Linked DNA regions of Homo sapiens: region 2 is linked to region 1. Evidence: chromatin loops called from intact Hi-C (ENCODE). Cell type or tissue: sigmoid colon. All regions are shown on one strand.

What was found. Peaks named below come from ENCODE experiments on the same cell type or tissue, not always from the same donor. Only the 100,000 strongest peaks of a DNase experiment are listed, where the experiment ranks them.
Region 2: a loop joins it to region 1, with 6 times the contacts of the local background. A loop is called at or near these places in 2 of 110 quality-filtered maps.

What each region holds. Positions count from the first base shown.
Region 1 is chr7:36,278,164-36,283,163 of GRCh38, reverse strand. EEPD1 (endonuclease/exonuclease/phosphatase family domain containing 1) reads right to left here. Exons shown (of 8, transcript NM_030636.3): 4 at 1,939-2,049. Among named protein-coding and RNA genes, the nearest start is that of MATCAP2, 87 kb to the left of the region's middle. RefSeq lists an enhancer at 1,419-2,080. In sigmoid colon, a CTCF peak has its summit at 2,217; DNase peaks (open chromatin) are centred at 2,093, 4,313 and 4,703; H3K27ac peaks cover 897 bases.
Region 2 is chr7:36,125,468-36,130,467 of GRCh38, reverse strand. No RefSeq gene overlaps it. Among named protein-coding and RNA genes, the nearest start is that of EEPD1, 25 kb to the left of the region's middle. In sigmoid colon, CTCF peaks have their summits at 1,734 and 1,933; DNase peaks (open chromatin) are centred at 1,127 and 1,647; H3K27ac peaks cover 537 bases.

The DNA of each region.
Region 1 (5,000 bases):
TCAGGTCCGAGCACCTCACATTGCAAAAGGGTGGCTTGTGGGCAAATCATTTCATCTTACTAGGTCTTCACCTTCACAGCTGGAAACCACCCCTCTGGCTATCGTGTAAGCCCTAGGGAGCTGGGGAGAAGATGCCTGGGGCAGAATTTCAGGCATCGGAGAAATGGCCCACTTTCTTATGTTTGTCTAGGGACAGAGATTGAACATTTTCAACCTGCAGATATATTCTGTTTGATTCACATAGTGTTTAAATTTTTTTGGATTATCTGTTCATCTTTAAAATTCAGGAAATTTCCCATTAAAATGAAACTGGGAGGTTTGGCCACATTGGGCCCACAATACTGCAGGGTAACAACTGGGTAGACATGGACCCAGCAGCAGCCAGAGCCAGGCATGAGCTCTCTCAGTCCACTGCAGGCGGCCAGCCTGCCACCTCATGCCCGTTCCGCCTGGCCCTGGCCTGCGCTACGTTCATGATGCATTCCAATGCATAGTATCTTTTAAAATCCTATAGCCACCCTATAGGTGAGCTAAGAAAGGGCTATCGCTCCCATTTTACAGATGAAGGAATTGAGGCCGAGAGGTTTTGGTGGATGGAACTCGGGTCTCCCTGCAACCTCATGTTGTTTTCCAATGGCCTTGACACCCTGACCTGGAATGGGGTTACCTGTCTTGCTCTCCAACAGGCTGTGCACTCCCTGCGGGAGGGGCCAGGTCAGGCTCCAGCCGGGATCCCCACTGTGTCTTGCAAAGAGTGAAAACATGCAGGCATGGAGTTTTTCTCACCAGTGTGTACCTGGCATGAAACAATATGCCTGGTACATAGCCACCTTTCATTAATGATTTGTTGAATGAATGCAGTGCTGAATGGACTATAAAAGGCTTGTGAAGCTCAGACACCTACATACATGTAAAGTGCGATCAAAAAAGGAAGGTGGTATTATTCTTATTATTTCCACGTGGACTGGAAGGGAGAACCCTGAACTAGATGCATTCAAATTCAGCTTTATCTCCAGCCTTCTCTGAATGTGTGCTGACTCACTGTCAGCTGCAGGAGCCATTTACACCCCCAAACATAAAACCCAGAGACAGAAGATTTACATGTACCTCTTTAAGTAGTAGCTAAAAAGAGAGTAGGGGCTTACTGTCAAAAAATGGCCACTTTTAATCCAGTATACATTTATGATTTAAGAGCCTACATTATAAACATAATCATATTAAGTATAAATCACATGTGTTTGTAAGCATGTTAGGTATACTAGGGATTTAAAAATCTGCATTTATAGGAAAATTATGTAATAATACATTTTCAACTCCTGGTTATTATCAGGAGTCTGTTTAAAAATCTAAAACTCCATTGATGTTAAGCATTGCAAGGTGAATAAATCTGGCCTTGAATAATAATATGAGGGAAAACGTGTATTTACAGAGATTTACCCTTACCTGCTCATATGGGTGATACTGATGAAAGAAAATTCAAAACCAAAATCTGCTGAACATTTCAATAGAACATTTCTATGTTGAAATTATGTGCATAATTTCTACCACTAGAAGCAAATACTTCATGTGTGAACTAAGGTGAATCTGAAATTTTCAGTCAACGAGTAATGAGCTCTGCACAAACTTGGCAGAAGACAGAACTGTGGCGAAGGGATTAGAAGGACAAAGGACAGAAATACCCATTTGTTGCCTTTCTCCCCTCCTCTCCTCCCAACACCCTAAGCTCTCATTTCCTTCTTGGCAGGAGTCCATTCCCAATCTAAACGTGAACCGAAAACCAGGGCATTTGGAAATGAATGGCAAGGATTTAAAAATTGGGCAGAAATACAAAATTGAACCGGGGATATTGGCAAAGGAAATTTTTAAATGCCCTTGATTAGGGGAAAAGTATGTATAAATTAAATGAAGGGAAAGGCCAGGCTTTGCAGACGAGGGTACCTTCTGGAGCTGACTCGAGGGCTTCTCAGCAACAACAGCCTTCCAGCATCCCCGGGGCCCCTTCCACTTGCGGATGTTGGGCAGGGTCGGCTGGTTTAGCTCCGTGCAGAACTGCAAAGACAGAGCACAGGTCAGAAGCGTGGGTTCGCGCCTAAAGCAGTCCCGGCTGGCGGCGGCCTGAGAAGCCAGGCACTGCATGATTCTGAGTCATCAGCCTTATTCAGACACTGCTGAACTACATCCCTGTTTTTCAAACACTAGGGTTTGCAAGAGCCAGATGACTAAACAAGCACCACACATTAAAAAGAAAACTGCCTGTGTGTGAAACACCAAATTATCACCTGGGGACTCTCAGTTCACAGAAATTGATTCTCTCTGTAGCATTCCTGCCCAAACAGTTCAAAAAAAGTCATCAGAATCCTTTTCATCCTTGTAAAAGCAGCGGATTGAAGGTCCCAGGAGGATCTGGATCAGCGTCAAATCCAAAAAGGTAACAAGATGGATACATGGTGACTTTCTTCTTCAGGGCTCAGCTTACAGGGGCAAAAAATGACCTCCAGCTTCAACTTGAACCACCGTAGTGCTTGTCTTGTTTACCTCTTGCTGCGGAGAGCTGCTGCTGCACCCACACACGTGCACGCGGCATGCACTTCTTTTGCTAATGCATGTTGCACCAATATGGCTGTAAAGTGACTGTCACTGAGGCAAAATAAAATTGCACACAGTAGGATGAGGAGTGGAACAACTATCCACTTCAAAATATGGAGACCAGCTCCTCTAACTCATGCCTCAAACACAACCCCTTCTCTTGGGGTCATGCCCCCTTGTCCTTCACAAGCCTTGGAGCACTCCACTTGTTTATTTCTCTAACCACCCCTACGAGTGAGAGCCTCTTGGCTTCCAAGCACATCACCACTCTCTCCGCTTAAGGACTCTCATTCAGCCCCACTGAGGCAGCTTACACCCCTATCCAGAAGACCCCAGCATCTGTACCCGTCGCCAGCTGCTCTCCTGAGTTTTAAAAGCATTTCCCACTGCCTCCTTAGCATCTCCACCTGGAGGTCTCCTTAGCCCCTCACAGCAGCAGGTCCCAAAGGGAACACATTATTCCTTCCTCCACCCAGTGCCCATCTTGGTCCAAAGCACTTCCATCCTTCCCGCTGCTCGAACTCCTTCCTCGCCTCCCACCAGCGCACTGATTCCACTGTCGCATGTGTCTTGGGTGCTTCCTTTCTGTTCTCCAGCCCCACTGCTGGAGCCTGTTTCAGAGTCCTGTCTTCTCTCACGGGGGTCACTGGCATAGCTTCTAAGAAGTCCGTCACTGGACCCACCCTGCAGCTATTCACTAAGTTCACTGTCATGGCCATGCTGATGCACCTCTCTGCGGTCCTCAAAGTGTGGTCTAGGGACCAGTAGCCACAGAATCACCTGAGAACGTGCTAGAAATCCTAGACCTACTGGATCAGCAGCTCTGAAGTGGGCCCAGCAATCTGTGCCTGAACAAACCCACTGGAAGATTCTGATGCACGCTTGGGTTTGAGAGCTGCTGTGGCCGCCCAGGTCCTCCCTCAGCCTCTGCCCCAGATCCTGGCGGTGTGTGAGCAGCCACCCTCTCAGCAGAGCCTCCCAACGCCTCTGCTGCAGAAAGCCACTCTCATGCCCCCTGGGCAGCCCACATACAATGGTTGGGAGAGGCCAGGGTCTAAAGGTCTGGTCTTTCCCCTCACATTGCTTTATTTGTAAGAGGGAAGATGAAGCACCAGTACTTCATTACTGAGTACTGAGCTAGTCATTTCTAGAGGGACAAGCGCTGTGGGGAAGATGAAACCAGGCAAGGGGAGGGAGAGTGCTGGGAGGTCTACTTTAGAAATGGGCTATTCTAGGAGTGACGCTGCTTTTACAGTTAGTCATGTAAGCATCTATCTTTCTCCAGCAGTGGACTCCACAGGGCAGGGACTGTACCTGAGCCTCCTTTATAAACCCCTACCTGGCACAGAGCACAGCACCCAGTGATGCTCTGAAACATCTGCTGGTGAAGCAGAAAACTCAAGGCAAGACTGCAGTCTTCAAATCTGTGCATGACAGCATGACAAACAAAGCAGGGGCAGGGAAGGGGGTCGGGGATGCGGGGGAGTCGGGGTGGTGGGAATTTCTCCTTAGGCTATTATCCAAGTAGTTGCCTCCATTGTAACCTGACTCTTTGCATACAGATATGTTCTCTGCTGCTGAGTTTGTCTGGGAAGCATTCTCTCTGGAATTTGCTCAACCATGACTTTTATAGGTTCTACTTTCAACACAGCCCAGAGCAGAGTGGCTGTGGAGAGAGTCACTGCTGACAGGGGCGAGGGAGTGGGGAAGGCGGAGAGGGTGGGGTTTTACCCTGGATAAGTCCCCCTGGCCAGATGCTCCTGGCTGGAAGCCATCCTCAGATGGGAAATAAAACACTTTGGAAGATGCAGCCAGAATTTATCGACTGTAACTTTAGGGATCCTGCAAGGAAATGTACTTCACAAAGGGTCCCATTTCCTGCCAGGGAATCATTCGCTTGCTGAGTGATCATTAGTGCTGCATCCAAGAATCATTAAAAACAGAGCAGCTCTCCAGTGCCCAGCTGGTGCTTCACTGTTTTCCTCGCAGGGGGTCCCAAACCTGGTTGCTCATCAGAATCTCCTGGGATGCACCCTGGAAAGCTCTATTTTTAAGAAGCGCCCCCCCCACCGCCCCCCCACCAAGGGATCAGCCAACCAGGTAGATCAGAGAGGCCCAGCCCTGGGGGTGGAGAAGGAACACACCAAGGTGCTGTGACTCCCTGTCTGCAGCGGTGCCACCAGGATTGTTCTCCTTTTCCAGAAATCTAATCTCTCCTAACCCCCAGGAGGACCTTCAGATACCTGAGGACAATTGTATCTCCCATTCATACCCAAACCCCACCCTGGCTTAGAAAAACCCCTCCCTGGCAACACCATTTTGATGGGAGGGGTCGGAAGTCTGAAGAGGTGGCCCAGGCTGACAGCACTGATTCCCATGCTCGTGGCTGGTGGTCTTTTGAGCTGGTCACAGTG
Region 2 (5,000 bases), 150 kb after region 1:
CATGCCTAGGCCTGGCACACAATAGAGACTCTGTATATGTTTCCTGGGTGAATAAATCTCCGGAAACATGGAACAGTGGCCCAACTCTGCAATAATGCTCCAAATGTACATGGCACTTTTGCCAGCTAATGAACTCACTGTTTATTAGTAGCAAGAATGTTCCAGAGTGTGTCATGGCAGGAGCACCTGAACACTGGGACAGAGGAGAGAGCTACCTGTCAGGGGTCCCAGTGGCTCCAGTGGGACTGGCTAAACTGCCTCCAATATTTATACTCTCTGTTTTTGTGGGTGTATGTACATATATGTAAATATATTAAAATATGTCCATGTATTTATATGCATTTACAAATAAATATGTTCTACACACCTGTATCTCTATGTGATTGCAGGTCTTGGAGGCATCCTTGGGGTTTGGCTGGCTGGCTACTCTCTGCTGGCCTCATAGACTCCTATACTTGGTTGAGCCTTCTGCCTTCAGGCAGGTGAAGGGATCGACCATCCAAAAGGATAATGTGGTCACTTTTTCCCAAAGTCTATAGAACTGAAGTCTTTACTCAGATGTATGTTTCTAATATGTAGGGCCATGCCTCAAAATTTCTTCTTGTTAATTTAACTCCACTTTCCTCTGTAGTCATAGAAGACCCCTGATCAATATTTTCATGGAAAAATTCTGATACGTTGGAGACAGTAATTACATATATCACATTAGCCATTTTTAACCTTTCCCCCCAAATTGCCTTTGTGATTTAGAATAATGATTTAATTTGACATCTACTGAGTGTGTAGTTCATTCATTCATTTAGAGACTCCACTGATCATTCAGCAAATGCTCACTGGGTGTCTACTCAGTAGGGGTGATACGTGATGTACAAGTAAACAAATCAATAAAACGTTTGAATAATGATAAATGCTGTGAAAAAAATAAAATGTGCCCATGTGACAGAGTGCAGGGACAAGGGGGTTATTGCAAATACGATGGGCGGGAGCACATCTTGGCAGAGGTGACATTAGAAATGAAACCTGATGCTAAAATGAGCCAGCCTCAGGTGCCCTTGCCGAGCGCCCTGTCCCCCACCCTCCCCTGCACATGCTCCACTGACTGCGGCTGTTTATTTGTGCATTTGTCTATTTGTCTCCATGTCACCCAAGACCTGGCTCCCGGGGCCCGGCCCAGATGTGGCCCACCCTCATATCCACGTGCAGTGTTTGGTAAATGGGTGGAGTTCAATACATGTTTGTAGCGCTGTTGAACAACAATGACTCAACCACAAAGTAGATAGTGGCCAGTCATATGATGGAAGGTCACAGTGCTATGATGAAGAAATGAATTTCTGGAACCAGCTGAAAACTATATTTGAACTGTTGGGTTACCAATTAATAATTCTCAGGAAAGAAAAATAAACATATACTGTCAGGAAGGATTTAGAGGACATTACGGGGGGTGGGGAGTCGTAATGATTTGGAACACTGCTAAAAATAACATTTTAATGTCTTCGCTGCTAATTCCATCATCCTTGTTCCAGAAGCTGTGGCTGTCCACAGCTAGAAGGGCTTTGTACTCTGAGCACGGTGAGGCTACAAAGCCTTCTATACTTTAAAGTGTGGCCAGAGCTCATCACAGCGCCAGAGTTGGCAGATGAGAAAGCCATGTTTATTGAGCCGGCAAAACTGCCAAGTGTGTGACTCAGCCCGTGGGAACCTGGTGTGCCTGCCGGTGCAGCCAGCGTCCAAAGAACAGGCACACTCCCAAAGGGGTCTGTGAAGGCGGACCATTGGTATATGTTGCCTCTGAGGACCCAGGCATCTAACAAAAATTCCAGAAATATAATTCAGTAATTCTCATCCAAAATCCCATCAGTTGGCTCACCCAGGGAGTTATTTTTGTATCAATAACAAATACCCTTGTGGTAATTCCAGATATCTGAGCCCTAGTGGTGGCTTTCAGAACTGCCATAAAAAACTTTTGGTTAATATTTATCAAGTGCTGATTATGTGTAGATGCTGGGCTAAGTGTATGTTTTATCCTTATCTTTGTTAATTCTCATGGCAAACCTATGAGGCAGGTATTATTATGAACTTCATTTTACAGAAGGGGCAAAATGAGACTCAGTGAGGTTTAAAAATTTGGCCGAAGGGCTCACAGTGTTGGGGGTGGGGGATGCATTTGTCCTCCGATCAGGGAGTGGATATGTTTAGCAAAGTTGCCTGCTGTTGCTAGGATTCATTCTATACTAATCCTATAGGCAAATGTGAAACAACAATGATACACATTTATACAGCGACAATATTAACCTATAGTGCTCATTACTGAAATTGAGGCACTGTTTTGAATCCTTCTTTGGGGGATTCCAGACTTTGTGCTTGAAAAATAAAATCCATTGAGAATACACTGAGTACCCTGTTATGATAATAATAGCATTTAACATTTATTGAACACCTACTGGGGGGCCGAAATGGAATTTGAATCCAGGCAATCTGACACCAAAATACATTTTCTTAATCACTAGGCTAGAGGTCCTCAAAGTTTGGCCTGGCTATTCCCGAGGCCTTTCCAGGGGATCCACAAAGTCAAAACTATTTTCACAATAATATTAAGATATGATTAGCCTGTTTCTCCCCCATTCTCTCATGAGCCTGCAGTGGCGTTTTCCAGAGGCTGGGTGATGTGTGATAGTGTAACAGATGGAATGCAATCTTCTAGAAAGCCAGACATTCAGGAGATTTACAAAAATGTAAAAGTGATGCTTAGTCAATTTTTTAAATTTAGAAAACAAAAAGTGTTGATTTTCATTATTTTTAATAAATTACCAAATAAATATTAAAGAATATGTTTAGTTTTAATTTGTAATGTTGGTAGATGTAATCCAGGAACGTTCTCTAGGGTCCTCAAGTGGTTTTCAGTGGTATAGCAGGCTCTCGAGACCATAAGGTTTGAGAACAGCTGCACTAGGCAGTATTCCCTTCCTGGTGTGGCTGGCTCAGGTGCCCACCCAAAGCCCAGCCTTCTTCTAGAGCTCATGGGCCATGCTGGTGCCTCCATCAGGCCTCACCTCACCCCACCTCAGTGAGGCATCCTCAGGAGAGCTCCTTCTGGGCATCCCAGCTCCATGTGGCAGAAAGGCTGAGAGGGACCTGCTCTTCTGAGTGAGTCACAGATGTCATTTTCCACCAGGGGCTGAGCTCCACCCTCTGTTCTTAAACCTCTGTGTTTCGTACCACAGCTGCCTATTTATAAATCTCATATGATGAGGCCAACAGCTCTCTTCAAGAGCTCTCCGTGGAGGGGGCTGTGTGGAAAGTGGTAAGTTCACTGTCACTGGAGATTTTCACAATGAAAATCTGTGACAAGCAGGGTGAGAGCCTGTTGGGAGTGCTGTGGATGAGATTCTGGAAACAAAAGACTTAGCCACATTTTCTGAGATCCCATCTAAGTGAAAGCCCTGACTATTGACAAAGCCAGGGGACATTATTGCTGATGAAACCAATCAGGCAGTGATACTTTTACACCCAGTGAGTTCTAGGGAGTGGCATTCATGAAGAGGCTTGCACTACATCCAGACCCTGAAGCATCTGCAGGCTACTGCCTTGTCTGCCAAGGCGTTGGAGAAACCATGGCGTGAACACCACCAGAAGTTAAGCCTGAGCCTTTAATAAGCAGATCGGGTGAGTGGACGGAGCATGGAACTCTGAGATGAGGGAAAGTGAATGCTGCTGGGTTCTTTGCATGGCTGTGGCCATTCTAGCTGGGCTGGGTTTCCTTCTCTGTGCTCTAACTCCTCATGACTATTCATGAGGCCCTGTGTTGACATCACTCTTTGCAGCACACACACACACACACACACACAATACAGGTATTTCTACCTGTATTGGCCATTAAGAATTTTGTGATGAGCAAGTGGGACTGAATGGTCCCCAGTGACTTGCCCAGTGGAGTGGCAGAACAAGTGTCCAGCAGAGCCTAAATTCGAGCCATGCTTCCTGGGTTCAGAACTCTTTCCACCACACCACAGCCTGCTCACTGACACCTGAAGAGGCCACCCCCTGTGAACACGAAGGAATGAATGTTCTCTTGGCCTGGCCCAGGCAAGATATCTCCTATGCCCCCCAGCTCTAAGACTCTGGGCACCTCACAGGGACCCAGTAATCCCCTGGCCCTGGAACCTGTGACATTATCCGAAAGCCAGTGCCTGGATAAGAGGAAATAGCAAGGTGCATCCAGATACCTGCAAGCAGGCAAAGAGGAGGGATAGGAGGCAGCGAACTCACATGGTTGAATCCTTTATATTGGCAGGCACTGTACTAGACATTTTATTTTATTTTATTATTTTTTATTATACTTTAAGTTCTAGGGTACATGTACACAACATGTAGGTTTGTTACATAGGTATACATGTGCCATGGTGGTTTGCTGCACCCACCGACTCGTCATTTACATTAGTTATTTCTCCTAACACCATTGCTCCCCCAGGCCCCCACCCACAACAGGCCCCGGTGTGTGATGTTCCCCTCCCTGTGTCCATGCGTTCTCATTGTTCAACTCCCACTTATGAGTGAGAACATGCAGTGTTTGGTTTTCTGTCCTTGTGATATTTTGCTGAGAATGAGGGTTTCCAGGTTCATCCATGTCCCTGCAAAGGACATGAACTCATCCTTTTTTATGGCTGCATAGTATTCCATGGTATATATGTGCCACATTTTCTTTATCCAGTCTATTATTAATGGACATTTGCATTGGTTCCAAGTCTTTGCTATTGTGAATAGTGCCACAATAAACATACATGTGCATGTGCCTTTATAGTAGAATGATTTATAATCCTTTGGTATGTATCCAGTAATGGGATTGCTGGGTCAAATGGTATTTCTAGTTCTGGATCCTTGAGGAATCGCCACACTGTCTTCCACAATGGTTTAACTAATTTACACTCTCACCAACAGTATAAAAGCTCCTATTTCTCCACATCCTATTTCTCCAAAGTTCCTATTTCTCCACATCCTCTGTT